2 separate regions of the Homo sapiens genome follow, and region 1 is linked to region 2. A link is an interaction called in ENCODE POLR2A ChIA-PET data of the cell type or tissue named here. Cell type or tissue: GM12878. All regions are shown on one strand. Links, peaks and the distances in the headings refer to the core of each region. The heading gives the core; the rest is flanking DNA.

The links. Peaks named below come from ENCODE experiments on the same cell type or tissue, not always from the same donor. Only the 100,000 strongest peaks of a DNase experiment are listed, where the experiment ranks them.
Region 1: POLR2A ChIA-PET joins it to region 2 with 5 read pairs; 2 of 35 experiments call an interaction of 5 or more read pairs at or near these places.

What each region holds. Positions count from the first base shown.
Region 1 is chr2:156,626,258-156,637,689 of GRCh38, reverse strand. No RefSeq gene overlaps it. Among named protein-coding and RNA genes, the nearest start is that of LINC01958, 35 kb to the left of the region's middle. RefSeq lists enhancers at 6,050-6,716, 6,717-7,384. In GM12878, for the core only: no CTCF peak of the experiment used is centred there; no DNase peak of the experiment used is centred there.
Region 2 is chr2:156,374,558-156,385,989 of GRCh38, reverse strand. No RefSeq gene overlaps it. Among named protein-coding and RNA genes, the nearest start is that of TRA-CGC3-1, 20 kb to the left of the region's middle. In GM12878, for the core only: no CTCF peak of the experiment used is centred there; a DNase peak (open chromatin) is centred at 5,539.

The DNA of each region.
Region 1 (11,432 bases), core at 2,220-10,219, 250 kb before region 2:
GATTGGGAAAGATTGTATAAAGTATCTCCCAAGAAAGTGCTTTATTTTCACTGAAAAAGAAAAATTATTTTTATTGGATTAACATTGATTCTAAAATTGGACCCAATTCCTACTGGGCAAGAACCAAAAAAAATCCTGGTTTGGTAAAAACATATTCTAGAATCATGCCAAAGTGCTGCCCTTCCTTTGACTTGAAGTGACTGTTCTGTAACATTACAGCCATTAAGTTACAATCTTGCATCTAACCAAAGCAAATTAACAAAATCTCCAGTAATCTATAAATGTATTTCTAAAACTCATATTAGGAAAAACACTGTATCTGGACACGATACTGCCTGACCCATATCCAGAAGACTTGAAACCAGATAAGTAAATAATTGATCATTTTTTTTTAGAAATATTTGCTAGGACATCTTAATATCAGCCTCATGTGAAGAAATAAGAAAGTTAAAATTTATAGCTAAGTCATCAAGTGTGTATAATAGGAATAATTTGACTCTTGGTGTCAACTATACTTGTGTGAATTGACATACTGATGCAACTTTCTGAAAGTTAGTTTGTTCACTAAAATATACTAATGTCTATGAGCGTATTTGGAAGAATAGCAAACAAAATAATAAATACGTTAAGTGCTAGGAATATTATAGGTATTAAATTATAGTTTTCACATTATTATGATTGCCATTATGATTCATTGTTAGTTTATAGACTGCTATTAGTAATCACAATATTACTAATAATATTAGCATTATATTATTGATTACATGTGATTATAAACATGATTACTAATATCACTATCATTATTGTTGTTACTAGCATTTTAAGAATTTAGCTTAACTCTGGAATGTTTTCAATACAGAATTCCTGCTACAATAGACCTGATTTTTTTAGAAAAATAAATTAAGAAATAAAAAACTAAATATGATGAATAAGAAAGAAGCTTTAAATTGCTATGCATTGAAGGCTAGATTATTCTAATAGACATAATAATTAAAGCACCAAAGCCTGTAATTTCTCACTGAAAAGACAGAATGAGAAGGAAATAGTCAATGATGCATAAAAAGAAAATTTCCACTCTTGGTTACCCCTTATTCAGTCTATTTCATGCAGCCATGCTTGAGAATGCAAAACGTGACCCAGAAGCTGGTGGTAAAATATATTTCTGCTCCTCTGAGAAGCAGTTAATTCAACAGGCTGTGAACAGCTCCCAACTCCTCAGCAAATAACTATACACTTCTGATTATGTTCTTGACATGGGCAAATGAGAGGACACACACCCAAGGACTGAGAATGATGACATGCCCAAAGGAAAAATAGGACCCTTGCTGCTGTCCCAGGGACTCATTCTGTACCAGCCCTCATTCCCATTTCATTAATCTCACAAAAACAGCATTTTACTAAATCTAATTTTTTTTTTTTTTAAAGACGGAGTCTTGCTCTTATTGACCAGGCTGGAGTGCAATGGTGTGATTTTGGCTCACTGCAACCTCCGCCTCCTGGGTTCAAGTGATTCTCCCGCCTCAGCCTCCCGAGTAGCTGGGATTACAGGTGCCCACCAACATGCCCAGCTAATTTTTACACTTTTAGTAGAGACAGGGTTTCACCATGTTATCCAGGCTGGTCTTGAACTCCTGACCTCAGGTGATCCACCTGCCTGGGCCTCCCAAAATACTGGGATTACAGGCGTGAATTTTTAGGCAAAACTTATAGTTTAATGAGGAGCTTTACCATATTATTACTTCCATTTTGCAGATAAGGAGTCTTAGACAAATGTAGCCTAAGGCTACATACCTAGAGTACTAAAGATTTGGAGCACGAGCCCAGGTATCCTATGCAGGTATGGAACTGCATAGTCTGAATTCTTAACCCTCACCACCTGCCTCTTTTGGGCATAGCAGTTTTAAGCAGATGTTGAATGTGAGTGGCAGAGCTACAAACAAGGGTCAGCCCACAAACAGCAGCATTCACAAATGCTTTACATAAACTGAGTGTAAAACGAACACATGATACAAAATGTGAATGGGAATTCCCATATTGTAGCATCATCTCCAAAGCTAAGGACCACAGAGCTATACTATAAATCACAAAGGTCGCCTGTAATCCCAGCACTTTGGCAGGCCGAGTTGGGCAGATTATGAGGTCAGGAGTTCGAGACCAGCCTGACCAACATGGTGAAACCCCGTCTCTACTAAAAATGCAAAAATTAGCTGGGCGTGCTGGCGTGCACCTGTAATACCAGCTACTCAGGAGGCTGAGGCAGGAGAATCGCTTGAACTCAGGAGATGGAGGTTGCAGTGAGCCGAGATCGTGCCACTGCATTCCATCCAGCCTGGGTGACAGAATGAGACTCCGTCTCAAAAAAAAAAAAAAAAAAAAAAAAAAAATCACAAAGGGCAAGTCAAATTACCAGGTTGTCATCTCGAATAGATAATGGGATCAACTTCAAGGTAAGAATTTCTCACTTTCAAAGTAAGAATTTGTGAAGCTAAGCACACACACACACACACACACACACACACACACACACACAATATAACCATGGTTAAACAAAATACCAAGTTATAAGTTTTTTGAGGCCAAAGATCCCAGTAAAATGTGCTTTAAGTCTCCATGACAGAGAGCTTAAAAGGTATTTTTAAGTGAATTAAAAAGCTGTAGCTGGCTTTGAAGAAAAAACATGGAAAAACAATATGATTTACACAACTTTTTATACCTTTATGATTCTGCAAGAAACTTCCCAAAATTTGTCCCAGTTTTCTTTAATATTGTTTTGTTTCTCATTAAAATAAAACTGGCAAGAATCTCTTGAGGATAGCTCTTTTGCAATTTAAATGATTCTTATTAAACAAACCTGGAGAAGAAAAGCTGTTTTATCTTAATATTTTTTAGAGATAACTGAATCATAGTATTTAATCAATGACCCATTTTGTCAAACAAATATTTAAAAGTGTCAAGTAACTCAATGGAATACAATATCAATTCATGACAACATTACTTAGGATTTTAGAATGATGTCACTGATTAAGGAATAGTTTCAAAGATCTTTCTTCTTCGTATAGAGAATGACGATGAAGAAGAAGAATTAATACAGTTTGGAGTTATAAATGACTCCCTTTTAAAAATGGGTTTCACAGAGCTCACGGGGCGAGGTGGCTCACACCTGTAATCCTAGCACTTTGAGAGGCTGAGGCAGGTGGATCACTTGAGGTCAGGAGTTCGAGAACAGCCTTGCCAACATGGTGAAACCCCGTCTCTACTAAAAATACAAAAATTAGCCAGGTATGGTGGCTGGTGCCTGTAGTCCCAGCTACTCAGGAGGCTGAGGCAGGAGAATCACTTGAACCCGGGAGGCAGAGATTGCAGTGAGCTAAGATAGTGCCACCGCACTCCAGCCTGGGTGACAGAGCAAGACTGTCTCAAAAAATAAAAAAAAAATAATAAAATGGATTTCTTTGACAAGAACTATGATACATATGAAGAGAGCCAGAGACTGGCATCAAAATTGGCTATTGTACATTACGTATCAGGAGGATGCTTCAAAAGGAAGGCATTTGCTGCCACAATATCCAGTTGCCAGTTGAAAAGGTTAATATCCTTTTAAGCAAACTATCCACCAGAGGAAGGAAAAAAAAAAAAGAACTTACTAATAAAATCAATCTGAGCTTCAAAATCAATTTAATACTGTATATTAGGAGGAAACTCTATTCGTTATTTTTAAATATTTAGCTGACAGATTGTTTATCTTCAATCACAGATCTGTATCTGCTGTTTAACTCATAGAACTAAAAATATTCACTTATTTGGCACATTCTCCTGGTGAAATTATTGGCAGAAATTTTAAATTAGGTAGAAATCTTATGTTGAGAATGCAAAAGTGGGTTGGGTGTTTTTTTTTTATTGTTGTTGTTGTTTGTTTCTTCATAATAGGAAGTTTATAAAGACACCAGCAAAGGGTAAAATATAAGTATTGAGAATAGAGGAAATCTAATAATTCTCAGCTTAATAAATCATTTCACAAACCTGTATGTGTATATATTTTTCACTTTAAGAAGCAGGTCTAAGCCAAGAACTTTTGTATTCTTTATACTTAAAAAAATAGCCCTTTAGCTACTTTGAAGTCATATGAATTAAGCAAATGAAAATTACAAAGAGGCATGATTTTTTTGGTGGTTTTCTTATCACCATAGCAAATTGAAGCCCACACATAAATGATCAGAGAGCTGGTTTTCAAGCTTACTGTCTTCAAGAGAAAGACAGATTCTAGCTGTCACTTCAAGAGTCATCTAGTTCACAGCTACCAGCAACAGGTAGCCAGCAACCCTGATGAGGGATAGAAACAGCACCCATAGAGGACCCCTTTCCTAGCAGAATTTTTTGACACCACTCAATCCTAGAGGAATGGCTTCACAGAGCCAAAGACAACTTTAGGGTGACTCAGCTGTCTGTAGGTTTTCTCTAGCAAACCTGGAAGATGTATTTTGCATTTTGTTGTTATCTAAAATAACCAACTCCTTATACTTTGATTGAGATATTGAGATGTCCCATCCTTCCCCCTGTATCCATGCTGGCACTGGTTAATGTAATCTTCATAGGACACAATCCTTAGATATATGTTAGGTTGATTGTTCCTGTAACTTCATGGCACTATTCCATTTACAAAGCACCCACCCATAAAAATGGCAGCTGTTACCCTCTCTCTTTGCCCCTCCTTGAGAGTCCCCTGTCCTTACCATGGGAACTATAAAAGCTTGGCTTTCTTAGAAAATATGTAGATTTAGAATTAGAAAAAGAGAAGACATTATAAAAAATAGAGATAATATTGGGGACTTGACCGAAGCATAGTTAGGCTGATTTCTTTACTGCAGAATTTCTTAGAGCCTTGATCAATTAATGTGCAAAGTTATTGCATGAGGGGGTATTAGAGAAGGAATTGTTTATAAGTCACTGCGCCTACTGGATAGTTCTCTGCTTATAAATTGTATCAGCCCATATACACGTGATATTGTCACATTGATGAAGATACACACCTCACTCCTGCCCTCCATTGCAGTTTTATTTAGGACACAAGCATCTTTTTAAAAGCCAGATACTTGGGGAGGGTAAGGAGATTGATTGGTCATATTTTATACCTTTATGTGGTTTACTTGGAGAAGTTCTCATTGTGTGAAATTACACTGGTATGCTGAACTACACCAGTCTTCTTTTAGAAGGAAAGGGGAGAAGATGGTTTTAGAGCACTGTGCAGTTGGATGGGTACATTTGTGGGTGGAGGAGCAGCAGGAGGGACTGGGGGCATGGGGAGGTAAGAACTGTGTGTGTGGCTTTGTTTTTCTTGGGTTGGATTAACTTGGGTTGGAGTTTGTGGGGGAAGTGATAGGAGAGTAAATATAAAACCTAACTCTGCTTATTTCATAAATAGGCATATTTTCCACAAATATATCCATCTTTTTCTCATACAACAAACATTCTGACTCTCAAAATTTTAGCTAATTGAATTATAGGATCCCCAAATTCAAAGTTTAGCTACATTTGGGTTAAATATACTAAAGATGGCAAATGAGACCCTAATTTTCATTTTTTTGAAATATTATATCTTTATTTATGGCATATAAACAAAAACAAAACCTTTTCCCAAAAGGCTACATAAACACCTTACTTCAAGTATTATAAAACATGTTATTATATCTTTTCCCTGATTTGACTTAGTTTCAATAAATATTTTGTTGGAAAACCATTTTTCCCCAACTATAATAATGATGCAAACTCATTATAGAAAACTGGGAAGCTATAAACATGTTTAAAGTTGAAACTGAAAATCACCTAGCATTTCTTTCTATGACAAAAGATCTTCTAAATTTCAAAACATGAACTTATAGGTAGGTGCACTTTTCCAATATAATCTATTGTAATATGTAGTCTACTTGTTTTTTTTCCACTCAGAGTCATTTTTCCCAAACTCAAGTAACAAATCCATCCTCCTAAGTGTGGGAATATAATTACTAGTCAGAGAGTTGTGCATCTGAAAAGTTTATATTAGCATTTTTCATTTGGAAAGCTCAAGCTATTGCCAAAGTTCAAAAGACATGAAGCTCCAGAAATATTTAGTATCTTGTCTATCAGATTACAATAATATCTTGAGACAATACTATATAATGATACTCTAGCTTAAGTAAAAACAAACTAAACTAAAAACTTCATTATAGGCAGTTATAATATTGATAATTGGAGCTGATTCTATTAAGGGGCAACCCTCCTCCCCAGTCAACACAAAATGCATGTTGCTTGTTAGAAGACTGTGTTGACTATATTTTCTTATTTTCTGTATTCCTGATGCTCTGGCATCTGGGGTCTCTCTAACTGGGCAGAGACTGCCCTCTCTCCCTAAGGACAGCCAATTCATAGAGATTAGCAAATGACTAACCTTGGAGCACAGCTTTCACTTGCAAATTCACCAATCCAAAGCCCACAACTCCCCCACACCTCTTCTATTTGGCTCTTAAACTCCAGGCCAATATTCCCCTATCCTAATCACTGCAAGGCCAGTTACCAAACAACTCAGGACAGCCTCCTACCCCAAAACCCACTGAAATTATTCAAACAAACTCATCATCATAAACCTGCTTACCCTGCCTCACCCATTCTTTCTTGCAGAAACCACAATAATGCCTCTTGCCCATGCTTTCCTCCCACTCCGTCTGCCTCCTGACTGCCCTGGTGCTTCCCCTTGAGGACCTGCATGGAGTTCTGTGCCCCATTCTCTTGAGAACTGTGAATAACAACTGTTTTTTCAATGACAATTGTCTCCTGATCTGTTAGTGTCAGCATACCTGAATAATAGCAAAACACAGTTTAAAACAAAGACTTTAAATTCATGCCAATTAGTGAACACATAAGGTTGTTTTCAATTCAAAATGCCTAGAAATAATAAGAGGGTGATGTACACATCTGTAGATGGAGGTCAAATTCACCCTTTTTTTCAAGTACCTCTTATTGCAATAAAATATTAGGATGTATGAAAATTTCAATCCTTTACCAGGATAGCTACACACTATGAGGTCTGAGCTGTAATGCCCTTATTGGTGAAATGAGGGATTTGAACTAGATAATCTCCCTAAGTCCTTCTAGATAGAGCATATAATCTCTTAGTGTTTCTGCTAATGTATTTTTATTAACAAAATCCCCTTTGTTAGATGACTCCACCCAATCTAAAGCACAGTGGGAATGTTATTTCTCTATTGCCAATGCACTTGAATTTCTCCATGGCAGTTACTGGGTTTTACTAATTCTTCTATTTCTTACCCCTATTATGGTCTAACAGCAGAAGCTCAACAACAAGAAACACAACGACTGACTGAATCAAATTACAGTGAGCTTCATATTGGGTAGAAATAGATAGACATGAGAATAAGATTATGAAAACTGTCATTTTCACTGAAGGCTTGAATAAGAAAACTCTACACCCAAATACTTAATCCAAGTCTTTTTTGCTAATGAATGATTGGATACTTGTAAAATGAAAGAATCAGTCAACTGTCACTAGAAATATTCTCAACAACTAAGATAAGTCAAATGAAAAGCTTTTTAGGGATTTTTATTTCTGGTTGCTTTAGGGTTTTTTGGGTTTTTCTCAACATGACTGTTATTGGTTTGCAGTATTATTTCAGAGACTGATTTGAAATTTTTTTATCCACTAAAAATCAACAATTGGCATTTTTAATTTTATAGAAAAATGAAAAAAGTATTAATCTGCAGCCATGCCAAAAAGGCAAACAAAAAGAGCAGCTTTTAATTAAATCTAAGGGATAGAAGTCTTAGTACATTTTTCATTTCTCTCTTCATTCCTCTCCCAGCCACTAGCTGAATGTTGCATTGTAACTGTTCCTCTCCTGATTTACATTTTTCTCTCTTCAGAAGGAAGAATATTAAAAGTCACAATAATATACATTTTAGAAGAAAATTTTAATTACTAATTCATAAGAAGTAATATTCATGTGCCAAGTATGTTACATGATCTAAATTAAAATACTAAGTTGAATTTGCTCTGGGGGATTTTAATACCAGGTAATATAGGTAAAAGGATATGTGGATGTTTTTGATGTCCTGTAAGATAAAATTCTGAGTTTCAACAGGTAAATACATTTCAGTAACTGAATAAGGGGCCCTCTGTAATCTTCATTTTGGGGAGGCCCTTATCCTTGAAATGATATCTAATAACTGAACTCAATCTCAGATTGTTCCTGATCCTGGCCACCAACCAGCTTTAGGGTACTTTGAACCTTTCTTTCTTGGAGAAACTCTTCCCCTGATTTGTCATTAGGATTTTAGGTGCACAAGTTAAAAGGAGACTAGAAAAATAAAATGGTTAAGTAAATTGGTTAAAACTGAGTCTGAATTATGCTGTGGTTTTGTTTGTGTAATTGCTTTGCTATCTGAGTCTTCTAATCACTAGACTCCATTTAACAATTTTAATAAGGATGGCATTTATTAAAATAAGAAGAGATCAATGGCCAGCCCAGCTTTAGAAACACACCATGAAAATTAGAAATTCTCAGATGAGTATTCCTAAGATGCACAACTCAAGCAACTTGAACAGAATCAAAACTCACAGAGAATCTTTAAGAATACCATAACCGTTTCTATATAAGCAAAGTGGATGATTAATAATTTTATTCAAATGAGTTACGGTTAAATAACTGAAAAATACATACAATAAAAAGAAATGAGAGATCGTGTGGCGAGAACATCTCTTTAAAATGGAAGGAAGCAATCTCCCTAATTGTAATCATGTCATCAACGTGATCATTTTCAATTACCAGGTAATACAAACGCACTACTTTTTACTCTTCCCTGATCCACCTAATGCCTTACACAGAATAAATTCTCAATAAATATTTTAAAACTGATATGTCTACTCTTCCAATTCAAGATAAGAAAATCTGTGTATATAATATACTAACAGGCTAAACTAAAAGAAAATCATATAATCTTTTTAATACAGGGTAAAAGATAAAAATATACATTCTTTATTTTGTTTATATATAAAATTGGAGATGGAATGACTGCCATATAATTTAAAATATCTATTTTGAAGTAAAAATTATCATCATAGTCAATGAAAAATTTCTAGAACTATTTTTTAATAGATATTATAGATCTGGCATAATAAAACAAAACTGATACTGCATAAATACAAATGAGACCAATTTTTAGTAATCAGCATGTTTCTGGTTCACCCCACCCTGTAATGCTTTAGCTCATCCCCTATCAAAAGTTTCCATATTCATCCCATCTATGAGTGTGGGATGTAAGCTTTGGCTTCCATGACTACCAACGTCTCCCTGATCATTGGTTACATCCACTGAGGAGCATCTTCCCCCTACTGCTGGATCCCCTGCATCTGCCCTTGGAAGTCTCTCTCAGTAGGCATGGATATCACCTCAGGGTCTCCTCACTCAGTGCTAGGGGCACAGTTGCCCATGGCAGCTCATGATAATGTTAGACCTATCACCACTCACCAGTGCTGGTATCACCATGTCCAAAGCAAGCATGGCTACTGCCTTGGGTCACAGAGCACCAGCACCCCACTGCACAGAAGTTGCAAGAACTTCTCCTTGCAACCTTTTCAATACACCATTACTTGATTTACACTACCCTGACCTGTATAGATCATAGAAGTTTCTGTAAGAAAACAATTTTTAATAGTGATCAATTTTTTGTAGTACTAATGTGAGATGCAAATTTAAAAAATGAGATGTTCGTTTCCTAACAAAATAATAAGAAAATTGTAAATCGATGAATTTCTTTTGGAGCTTAGATATCTTTCAAGACTCACAGCATTCATACTTTTAAACTAGTAATTTCACCTCTGGGAAGTTCCTAAAAAAATAATGCAATATGTAGAAAAGCTTGTGTAATGGAAATGTTTATCCCAGCATTATTGATAATCGTGAAAACAAAAACAATTAAATACTTAAAAGTAGGAGAATGAGGCCTTGTGCAGAGGCTGACACCTATAACCCCAGCACTTTGGAAGGCCCAGGGAGAGAGATCACTTGAGCCTGGGAGTTCAAGGCCAGCCTGGGCAACATAGTGGGACCCCGTCTTTAAAAAACAACAACAAAAAAAAATTAGTTGGGTGTGGTGGTGCGTGCCTGTAGTCCCACTTACTTGGGAGGCTGAGGTGAGAGGATCGCTTGAGCCTGGGAAGTCAAGGCTACAGTGAGCTGTGATTGCACCACTGCACTACAGCCTTGACAACAGAGTATGATCCTGTCTCAAAAATAAATAAATAAACAAGAGAATAAGTACATTAATTCTGAGTGAATGATTGCAGCAACATGGCATATAAGCAACTGAAGAAATAAATAATAGCAAATTTCTATTAATGTCCACATAAAAAATGAAAAGTTTAAAAAGGAATATATAAAAATTGTATTTGTTATTGTGACAGGGTTGTAGAAATCATTTTTTCTCTAGTTTCATCTTAGAGGAATTGCTGTTTTACTTTCTAAATTGTGACTTCAAAATACGGTGAAGGATAAATAATGATGACTTATGATTTTTTAATTAGAGAAATTACATAGCTCCCACACTGAGAGTTAGCCTTAGTACCCTGAAGCTAGTATACTATCAAATGGCAAATTGCCAACTGCTATATTAATGAAAAGTTCAAATTGCTCCTAACCTAGCATCATGGAAGTCCAGCTGAGTGTCTTTCAAGCCCCCTGATGAATTTCCTGGCATTTTTACCAACTGCATTTCATTCAATAAGACCAGCCAGGGCTCTTGGTCAATAAGGAGACACACAGATCCTCCTCCATGGCCTTTGTCTAATGTCTCTGCATCTCAGCCAGAAGAGAATAGCCCCTGTAATTGTGAATCACCTTCTAAGCTTCTGATGAAAAGTCAGCTTGAAATACTACTGTTGTCAACCATATCACAGAGGTGCTGGAGATATTTAAATCACACTACACCAAAGCAATGAAAGAGCATGGAAGAGAGGAGCTATAATGTAATGTTTCAGATGACATCAGGATCATGTGACAAGGTGATATGTGGCTTTGGCTTCAGAGTGGCTTTAGCAGAACCCCAGGAATTGAAAACTGAGAGATGGGGCAAGGTTATGCACAAAGAAACATCAGCCATCGTGACTGTGGAGATCAATGTGAAAAGCAGTGTCAAGGCCACAGGTCACATTCCTTGAGTACTGTGCTTCATTCAAACATATACAGACCCCAGAGGGTCTTTATGGATGAAGAATTGTCCCCAAGAGTTGACACCTTGTGGCACAGTGAAAATCAGCGCGGTTATAGACTTCTAAGTCTTATCCCCTCCTTCAAGGTCCAGTTATTATTTCAGCTTTGTGATTTGAAAAGATGGAGTCACTTGGTCTGTCTGGGATTCCATTTCCATCTTCAACAGAGACCTAGGAC
Region 2 (11,432 bases), core at 2,175-10,174:
CTTCCTTTCTACAGATGAGAAAACTAAGGCCCAGAGAGGTTTGGTAACCTTAAAATAGAACACACTTCCCTGCCTGACTTAGAGTACGTGGTCACACCTTTAGACAAAGTTATCTTTGATTAAAATTAATTACTGAATTAAATATGATTTTCAGGGAGAGACACTAAAGCTACAACAAAGTTACTCCTTTGTTAATGGATAGGGATTATATTTTCAAGACCATAACATTAAATGAAAGCAGAGTGCAACTTATATTTTAAAACCGGTTCTTTTCCATGATGCAAAAATAAAAGTACAGTATAAGTTATGTTTTAAAGTTGGTTATTTTTCCCTGCTGTACAAAAGGATTGTCAATTCAGTATACAGCTCAAACTATCTGTTATTGGTTTCCAAATTCCAGAGAGCTCTGTCTGACATTGTTCAAACTGCTAGTAATATAACCACATATAGATCCTATGTTGGTTTAGAGCACATGCCCCCACAACATTACCCTTGTTTATATGTCTTAAAGCAGCCCCTAGTTCCAGGAAATACTTTGTCATCATGCACTTGACAATTTTTGGTTGCCATCAACCACGTCACAAACTTAACACTCAGCTTTCCCAGTCAGTCTTTCCAGGGACCCAACTCACCTCTTTCTGTTTGGGTTTCCATGCTGACATTTAGAAAAACAACAGTCACTCGACTCATAAAGCCCTTTCTCTATGTTCCGTACTAATTTTAATATTGACTTTCTCCTAAAAGCTCCAAAATATTTTAAGGAATTTTTTTCCATTTTTGCAAGATTGAGCTTCCAAGCTTGTATTTTTTAAGTGCTTCCAATTTTTTTTCTTAACATATGTTGCACGAAGTCTGTCCTATTAACAGAACCTACTCCTTTTCCAAATAGTATGAAAATCCAAAGATTTAGCCTTTCAGAGAGCATTTCTAGGTTGTACAATTAATTTGAGCTTTGTGTTTAGCTCAAATGATTTTGTTTAGATTAGGTTCTCCCATGTCTCTTATTTGAATTTTGAATTCAAATCCATTTCTGGAACATCCAATTTAGTGTGTATCTGGGTGGTGACACATTTCTTTGTACTCATGAGGACAGTAAAAGATTTTTAAAAAAATGAACACAGCAGTATAACATTTGATTCTTGCATTTTTTTAGCAGTTCTCCTTTGCTTCCCCCTCCCAGTCAGGAAACTCTATTTAAAATCATAGGATTTGATAAATGTGTGTAGCAAATTAAGAATTTTAATTTGCTACATTACTGTATGTAATTAAGCACTTCGATGCTGGAATCAGACTGCCTGGGATTGGATCTTGGTTATGCTACTTCCTACCTGTGCAACCTTGAGAAAGTTATTTTTTTCTTTGTGCCTCAGTTTTTAAATAGAAATAACAAAAGGTAAACGGAGACTGAGTAGTAAATATATACAAATCACTTAGAATAATAGTACCTGATACATAGAAATAATAAATATTAGCTATTTCTAAACTGCATTAAACAGACTATATAGATCAGTTACCAGGAATATATAGATATCATAGAGCTTAGAAGCTTACATACATGAGATCCCCAGGATAAATAGGTAGGATAATTTTGAAGGAATTTGAGATAAGTGCCTTATTTTTTTTTACTTATTGCCTTGAATTTTTACTATATTTTATTGTTTTATTTATTTTATTTGTTGGCTTGAAGAATTTTACTTCTTGCCTTGAATTTCAATTTGCATCATAAAGAAATAATTCTACAGTAGGAGGTATTTAAAGGTTCTTCGGTGGCTGATATTTGTGATGATATATAGTTTTGATATTCATGTCATGATGGTTTTGGGATTTGAATGAAAACTTTTCTGAATGATTTTGACTAATCTGAGCCATCATGATCCTGGAATTCTATCAGAAAAAACTACCAGAAAATACTGGAATAGTTTGCCAGTGAACAATGTGAGAGAGAGCAAGAGTATTGCTTCTACTCACCATTAAGACCATTCATCAACTCTAACCAGATCTGTCACAGACAAGTGGCAAGGCCAGAAGCTGAAACATACATCCAGAGTTAAACTCAAGATAATGAATTCTTGATTTACCTTGTTGTGATGAGGTAAAGAAGTTCCATTCTACTGGCCATGACCCAGCAATAATAACAAGAGAAGCTTCTGCTTATGAGTGCACTTGACAGTTGTTGAAATATTTAACTTACTGACAGGACTTCACCTGTTCATTAAAGGAATGGTCAGGCGCATAATTTTAAAATTCTCCATTGCAGAATGAAGATTAAATAGATTTAATTTAAATGGGAGTAAACTATAGTGCAATTTACTATGCAGATATATATATGTGTATATATATATCTGAGGCTATGGAGATAATAGTGATGTCCCTAATAATTTCAGAGCCTATTTCAGTCAGTACTGCGACTCCCTTGGGCTATATATGAGACCAAATTCCTTATGTTCTGTGCAAAAATTTAGCAATGAATTGTTTGCTGTGCTATGTTATTATCTAGTCCTGCCATCTAGGTAAATCTCTTCCTGGGCAGGTTTCAGAACTTGCATTCCTTTCTCATCTCCTGCAACATTTTCACTGTGTTCACTGTTGATTCAACTGCACTACAGCTTCACAACAGGGATCCTCTCCCTGACCTCAAACTCTCAAGATTTTGTCAAATAATGCTGTTGACAGTACCATTCCTCAATTAATCTGCATGGGTGCTGTGGCCAACAGGTCTCCCAAAGGCAAATATCCTGTGTATGTTCAATTCCAACCCATTGCCTCCAGCTGGGAAGTTCATAATTAGAGCCAGAGGTTAAACTGCCTGATACAGGAGGCCCAGAGGAGCGTAGAGTGATGGGGGTTGGGTTGTTGTTACTCCTTTCTTAAATACAGGTTTGTTATAAATACACACCACCCACATTTTGCCCCCACTCAGCTCCTTGCAAGTTTATTGTTGGGCTTGGCTTTTCAAATATAGAAATGAATAATATCTGGCCCTACAACAATGACACCCTGAGACAACAGGGTTAGAAATACACAAAACGATGCTTGTAATTTGAATAGAGACTTTCTCTAAAGTGAAAAAGTAAAGTGAAAAATTAAAATGGTAATTAAATCTACGAAAGTTTTTTTTTTTGCCTCCAAAATGACCAAGTCAGACTATAACAATGTACACTCTGTAATAAAAGCTAAAGCTGTACATATATGTCAGCTCCTACAAAGAGGGTAAACACTAGCCTTTATGGCTTTGATATTCTGAAATAGGAAGGTGAAAGTAGTTATATAGATTTACATAGATTTTAAAGTAAGAAATTTCCAGACAATTAAGTTATCCTGCTTATTACAGACTTTTAATTTATAATCCCAGTTGTGGATCCACAGAAAATCTGACTTAAAACTTAAGACAGCTTTTAATTAGGACAGATTATTAAGCAGCACTATATTTGATTCCAAGAGCTCTTGATTGTAACATTATTCCTTATTTTACCCTAATCTCAGAAATGTGTCAATACATATATCTGTTAGAGCAATTTTGCTGTTATTTTTAGACTATTAATAGCATCGAGCTCAAATTGTCTACATTTATGATTTCAAGACCTACAAGATAAAAGAAAAAAAGCCTCAGAAACATACAAAACAGGCTGTTAGGAACAAAAATCAAACTGGCCTCACAGTTCTACACAATACCTTCCCAAGACAATGGAGAAACATCTAAAGACCTCGAGAAAAAACTTTAAAAAATGTATAGTTGGACAAACAGTCTTTCTTTCAGGTAGAAGGGCAAAAAGAAAACACTCTTAGATAAGCATTGTCTGAGAAAATAGTACATCCTGGAGTTATAATCTGGATAACTCAGAGGTGATTAAAAATTAGAATTCAAAAATGCAGAAGTAGTGATATGAAAGAACTTGCATAGCATTTCTCATTTAGTCTGAACCCCCTTGTTAATCCAGTTGAAAACGTGATAGATGAATTCTGCAGCTTTGAAAAATTCTTAATCTGCAATGCTTCCCTAATCTGTTCTTTCTTCTTCTTCTTCTTTTTTTTTTTTTTTTTTTTTTTTTTGAGATGGAGTCTTGCTCTGTCACCAGGCTGGAGTGCAGTGGCACGATCTCAGCACACTGCAACCTCCACCTTCCGGGTTCAAGCAATTCTCCTGCCTCAGCCTCCCGAGTAACTGGGACTACAGGCGTGTGCCACTGCGCCCAGCTAATTTTTTGTATTTTTAGTACAGATGGGGTTTCACCACGTTGGCCAGGATGGTTGATGGTCTTGATCTCCTGACCTTGTGATCCACCTGCCTCGACCTCCCAAAGTGCTGGGATTACAGGCATGAGCCACTGTGCCTAGCCTCTTCTTTCTTATTTTTTACTTTACTTGTTTACTTTTGCAATTAGCTAAACATATATGTTGGTGTTTGCAAATCTGTACCTCTCAATTTACATGGAAACTCTCTCCGGGTTTAGTGACAACCGAAAATAATGTCTGTTGTTCTCTGGTTTTATCACTGTTAAAAAATGATAAACAACTTCTGGTTAATGATCACATTAGTTCATCTCTGATCCAGAAATACCAGTAAAATAAAAATAAAGGAATAAAGTATAAAACCACTAAGGGGAAATATAATGTGAGAATAAATTATAGGAGGGGTCTAATTTGTGGAAAGATGGAAAACAGATGGATGAATCCTAGAAGGTTCAGGCTCACCACGAATCTAAAAAGGCGGGAGTGTTGGCTGGAATTGAAAATGGAAGGATTATTCAAATGTCTAAATGTCTGAAAAGGGAGCTGTTAGCCTCCAGCATCCTCTTATCCCACACCACCCAGCCCAGCAACTACCCATACAGCATGAGTACCCCTCATGCCAACCCTTGGGAACTATCAGATCACCTTCTAAAGCAGATTTCAAGCTTCTGGCTGGATTTCTTTTTATCTCTGGAAAGAGCCAAATTCATTTTCTAGATAAATTAAACCATAGAGAATCCACACTTGGGGAAACAACACACATCAGAGAAATGGAAGTGAGCCCCCACAGAAAACAGGGAATGTGTGAAATTCCCACAAAATATTGAAACATCTCAGCTCTATACCCTGCTCTGCTCCTAGAAGACATCATCAGACAGGAGATTTTACTGTGTGTTAGGCAGAAGGGTAACCCCTTAAAGATGTCCACATCCTAATCCCCCAAACCTGTGAATGCGTTATGTTACATGGCAAGGGGCAGTCAGGGTTGTAGAAGAAATTAAGTTTGCTAATCAGCTGATGTAAAAATAAGAAGATTATCCTGGATTATCTAAGTGACTCAATGTAGTCATAGAGACTCTTAAATGTGGAAGAAGGAGGCAGAAATGTTAGTGTCAGAGGAATGAGATGTGAGAAAGACTCCACAGCCATTGCTGGCTTTGAAACTGGAGGGAGCCATGAGTGAAAGAATGTGGTCAGCCTCTGACCACTAGAAAAGCAAGAAAACAGATTCTCCTGTAGACTCTCTACAAAGGAAACAGAGTCATGCCCACACTTTCATTTTAGCCCAGTGAGACCCATTGTTGGACTTGAACTATGCAACTGTAAGATACAGTTGTGTTGGTTTAAACCACTAACTTTGTGGTAATTTGTTATAGAAAACTAGTACAAAAAGACTGACTGAAATAAAAGGCCAGCAAATACTGAGACTGCACAACCAGGTGCCTTTCCTTTCACCCTACAGTAGTAAAGCCTCAAGTCAGCAAACCTCCCTCTCACTTCAAACTCCCTCCCCCGCCTCCCCTTTCCATGAGTGTGCTCATGCACACATAGCCTCTAATCAGCATCCAGAGCTTCTATCTTGAATGTGAACAGACTGCCAAATAGCCCAGGAATGTGAGTGAAACCTCCAAAATAGAAACTAGAAAAAAAAGATTTAAAAAGAGATAAGATTGAATGCAGAAGAAACAAAAATGGCAGGGTAGGGGGAGTTAAATTTAAGTTAAATTTAGTTTAAAAGAAAATTGTGTTTTAAAAAACCTATAATTAATATAATCAGAAATCTAAGAGAGATATCTGTAAATCAAGAACAATATGCTATTGAAGAAAAAGAAGTGGAGAGGAAAAGGGAAAAAAATAAGTCTCTAGAAATTAAAAAATATGTCAGCAGAAATTTTAAAAATTAATAGAATGTTTGGAATATGACGTTGGGGAAATCACCCAGAAAAAATACTAGCATAGGCAAAAAGGCCAGCCACAGGAGAGGAAAAATAAGATAATCAATTATGCTAACAAAAGAGGTTAAAAATCAGATCAATAAGACTTCCAGAGTAGAGGAAGAAAAAATGGATAGGAAAAATGATGAAAGAAATAATATAAGAAAATATTGTTACCAAAGAACACATTCTCACGAGTTCTTGGTACAATGGATAAAAAGAGACCGACATCAAAGCATATGATAACATTTTAGAACACCTGTGATAAAGGTAAGTGGAAGCAGACATCATATTCGAAGAATATATCCAAACTCAGGATGCCAGAAGAGTGAAAAAATGTTTTTAATGATCCAAGAGAAAATAATGTTTAGCCTTGAATTATTTACCCACCCACACTATCAACTGAGTGTAAGTAAAAATTGAAAAATTGATCAGACAAGGAACTTCTCAAGAAAAAAGAAAGCCCTCCAATGTATGATTTGTTTTACAAAAGTGAAGGAGTACACCACAAAAGGAGAAGTCTTAGGTCTAGAAAATAGTCAACATAGAGTGTTGCAAGGGGAATTCCCAAGACAATAGCTATGCAGAAGGTCTAGAAAGTAGTTGGTCTTTGATACTGCAATGATGGGGTTGAAGAGATATCACTAAAAAAAAAAAAAAAAAAAAAAAAAAAAAAATCAACCAAACCAAAAAGAAATAGGAACTTGATATATTTGACTCTATTGATACATTTCTCCTGTCAGTGGGGTAGTTGATTTTAAACTATCAATGTAAAGATTTTTGTAGGAATTCTGAACATCAGCTTTGGGAACTAATTTATGACTAAGTCCTCAAAAGCAATTGCAATGAAACAAAAATTGACAAGTGGGACCTAACTGAATTAAAGAGCTTCTGCACAGCAAGAAAAAGGAAAAAACTATCAACAGAGTAAACAGACAATCTACAGAATGGAAGAAACTATTCAGAAACTATGCATCCAGTAAAGGTCTAATATCCAGAATCTATAGGCAACTTAATTGAACAAACAAAAAACAAATAATCCCACTAAAAAATGGGCAAAGAATATGAACAGGCACTTATCAAAAGAAGACAATACAAATGGACAACACACATTTGAAAAAATGCTCAACATGCCTAATCATTAGAGAAATGCAAATCAAACCCACAGTAAGATACCATCTCATACCAGTCAGAATGGTTGTTATTAAAATGTCAAAGAAACAGCAGATGCTGTTGAGGTTGTGAATAAAAGGGAATGCTTATACACTGTTGGTGGGAATGTGAATTAGTTCAGCCACTGTGGAAAGCAGTTTGGAGATTTCCCAAAGAACTGAGAACTACCATTTGACTTAGCAATCCCCTTACTGTGTATATATCCAAAAGAAAATAAATTGTTCTACCAAAAAGACACATGCACTTGTATGGTCATGGAAGCACTATTCACAAAAGCAAAGACATGGAATCAACTTAGCTGCTCATCGACAGTGGATTGAATAAAAAAAAGTGGGTACATATATACCATGGAATACTACACAGCCATAAACAAGAATGAAATCATGTCCCTTGCAGCAACATAAATGCCCCTGGAGGTGATTATCGTAGGTGAATTAACACAGGAACAAAAAACCAAATACTGCATGTTGTCACCTGTAAGTGGGAGCTAAACACTGGATACTCATGAACATAAAAATGGCTACAGGGGGGACTATTGGAGCAGGGAGGGAGGCAAGGGGGCAAGAGTTGAAAAACTATTGGGTACTATGCTCAGTACCTGGGTGATGGGATCATTCACACCCCAAACCTTAATGTCACACAATATACCCAGATAGCAAACTTGCACATGTACCCTGTGAATCTAAAATAAAAGTTGAAATTATTTTGAAAAAAGATTTTTGGAGGGTGAATAATATTAGATATAAAGAAAGTAAAGCAAACATAACTATAATAACCACAAGAATAAACAATAATTAGCTCAGGAAATCAAAGTCATAGAAGAAAGGAAATGTAAATCATAATAAATTACATATTCATTTATAAATAATATTTATGTGGTAAGTTGTAGCAATATAAACAAATTTGTATTCATTTAACCAAAAATTGGGGGTAGAAGAATGCTAGATCTTTATCTTTTAGATTTAGGATGCGAAAAGTAAAGTCTCAAATCAGTACCTCTATAAATGGCATTAAAATGGTCAAGAGCTATGACAGTAGTCTTTTTTCTTTTTTGAGAGAGGGTCTCACTCTTTTGCCCAGGCTAAAGTACAGTGGCATGATTCATAGCTCACTGCAGCCTCCACCTCCCAGGCACAAGTGATCCTTCCACCTCAGCCTCCTGAGTAGTTGGGACTACAGGTATGGGCCATCACACCCATCTAAGACAGTAGAGTCTAGAAGAGATAGCTAAAAGAATGGAAAGTGTTTATCTCTGGGAAAATGAACTAAGAACTACTAGGAGAGGTAGAATGGAGGACTTCTGTGTTTGGATTTGTTTTTTAAAATTGTATCGTCTCTTAGTTTATTCGGGCTGCTATAATAGAGTACCATAAACTGGATGGCTTATAAATGACAGAAATGTATTTCTCATAGTTTTGGAGGCTGAGAAGTCCAAGATCAAGGCCACAGCAGATTCAGTGTCTGGCGAGGGCCTGTTTTCTGGTTCACAGACCAGCACCACCAGTTGTATCCTCATAGGTGGAAGGGGCAATGAGCTCCCAAGGGCCTCTTTTATAAGGAGACTAATATCATCCATGAGACCTCCACTCTCATGACCCAATCCCTTCCAAAGCCTCCACTCCCTAATATTATCACCTTGTAGGGTAGGATTTCACCATATAAATTTAGAGGACACAAACATTTAGGGCATAACATATGCATGTACTACTTTGATAAAATTCTAAAATAAAGGCTAAACTATTTACAAATTTGTGAGCCACGCTCAAAGAATTATTATAGTCTCTTTCTTCCATTCTAGAAAATAGATCTATATACAGCAATATAGTGATCATTTTTTATTGCTAAGAAACTTGAATTATAAGTTCCCACATCTTTAAAGTTCATATTGATTAACTGAGTCATTTTTTTAATTGGGAAAGACTAATAAACCATCCAGTGGTAGATACTACCTGTCATCTAAGACAAATGAAAGTTTGTTAATTATGCTTAAAACACAAGTATAAATAACTTTACCTCAACTACATAAAACAAATATTTGATGCATACTAAAAAACAGAGATATCTCAACAAGATTTCTATTTTCCTTCCCTCCCTCATTTCTTCTTTTCTTCCTCCCTCCCTCTTTCCCTTTCTCATTTCCTTTCTTTTTTGTTTCACATGTCTAAATTTTCCTATTTTTAAAACTTGAATGGATATTTCCCTTATAATAAAGAAACATCTATTAGTTTAAAACACGATTTAAAATAAAATATAGGAGGGAGTGGTTCCAAGATGGCCGAATAGGAGCAGCTCCAGTCTACAGCTCCCAGCATGAGCGATGCAGAAGATGTGTGATTTCTGCATTTCCAACTGAGGTACCGGGTTCATCTCACTGGGGCTTGTCGGACAGTGGGTGCAGCCCATGGAGTGTGAGCTGAAGCAGGGCGGGGCATTGCCTCACCCGAGAAGCACAAGGGGTCAGGTAATTCCCTTTCCTAGCCAAGGGAAGCCGTGACAGACAGTACCTCGCAAATTGGGACACCCCCACCCTAATACTGCACTTTTCCAATGGTCTTAGCAAATGGCACACCAAGAGATTATATCCTGTGCCTAACTCAGAGGGTCCCACGTCCACAGAACCTCACTCACTGCTAGCACAGCAGTCTGAGATTGAACTGCAAGGCAGCAGTGAGGCTGGGGTAGGGGCGTCTGCCATTGCTGAGGCTTGAGTAGGTAAACAAAGCCGCCAGGAAGCTCGAACTGGGTGGAGTCCACCGCACCTCAAGGAGGCCTGCCTGCCTCTGTAGACTCCACCTCTGCGGGCAGGGCATAGCTGAACAAAAGACAGTAGAAACTTCTGCAGACTTAAACGTCCCTGTCTGACAGCTTTGAAGAGAGTAGTGGTTCTCCCAGCATGGAGTTTGAGATCTGAGAATGGACAGACTGCCTCCTCAAGTGGATCCCTGACCCCCGAGTAGCCTAACTGGGAGACATCTCCCAGTAGGGGCCAACTGACACCTCATACAGCTGGGTGCCCCTCTGAGACAAAGCTTCCAGAGGAAGGATCAGGCAGCAACATTTGCCATTCTGCAATATTTGCTGTTCTGTAGCCTCCACTTGTGATAACCCAGGCAAACAGGGTCTGGAGTGGACCTCCAGCAAACTCCAACAGAGATGCAGCTGATGGTCCTGACTGTTAGAAGGAAAACTAACAAACAGAAAGGACATCCACACCAAAAACCCATCTGTACATCACCATCATCAAAGACCAAAGGTAGATAAAACCACAAAGATGGGGAGAAACCAGAGCAGAAAAGCTGAAAATTCTAAAAATCAGACTGCCTCTTCTCCTCCAAAGGAATGCAGCTCCTTGCCAGCAATGGAACAAAGCTGGATGGAGAATGACTTTGATGAGTTGAGAGAAGAAGGCTTCAGACGATCGGTAACAACAAACTTCTCCAAGCTAAAGGAGGATGTTCGAACCCATCGCAAAGAAGCTAAAAACCTTGAAAAAAGATTAGACGAATGGCTAACTATAATAAACAGTGTAGAGAAGACCTTAAATGACCTGATGGAGCTGAAAACCATGGCACAAGAACTATGTGACGCATGCACAAGCTTCAGTAGCTGATTCGATCAAGTGGAAGAAATGGTATCAGTGATTGAAGATCAAATGAATGAAATGAAGCGAGAATAGAAGTTTAGAGAAAAAAGAATAAAAAGAAATGAACAAAGCCTCCAAGAAATATGGGACCATGTGAAAAGACCAAATCTATGTCTGATTGGTGTACCTGAAAGTGACGGGGAGAATGGACCCAAGTTGGAAAACACTCTGCAGGATATTATCCAGGAGAACTTCCCCAACTTAGCAAGGCAGGCCAACATTCAAATTCAGGAAATACAGAGAACACCACAAAGATACTCCACAAGAAGAGCAACTCCAAGACACATAATTATCAGATTCATCAAAGTTGAAATGCAACAAAAAATGTTAAGGGCAGCCAGAGAGAAAGGTGGGTTACCCAAAAAGGGAAGCCCATCAGACTAACAGCGGATCTCTCGGCAGAAACTCTACAAGCCAGAAGAGAGTGGGGGCCAATATTCAACATACTTAAA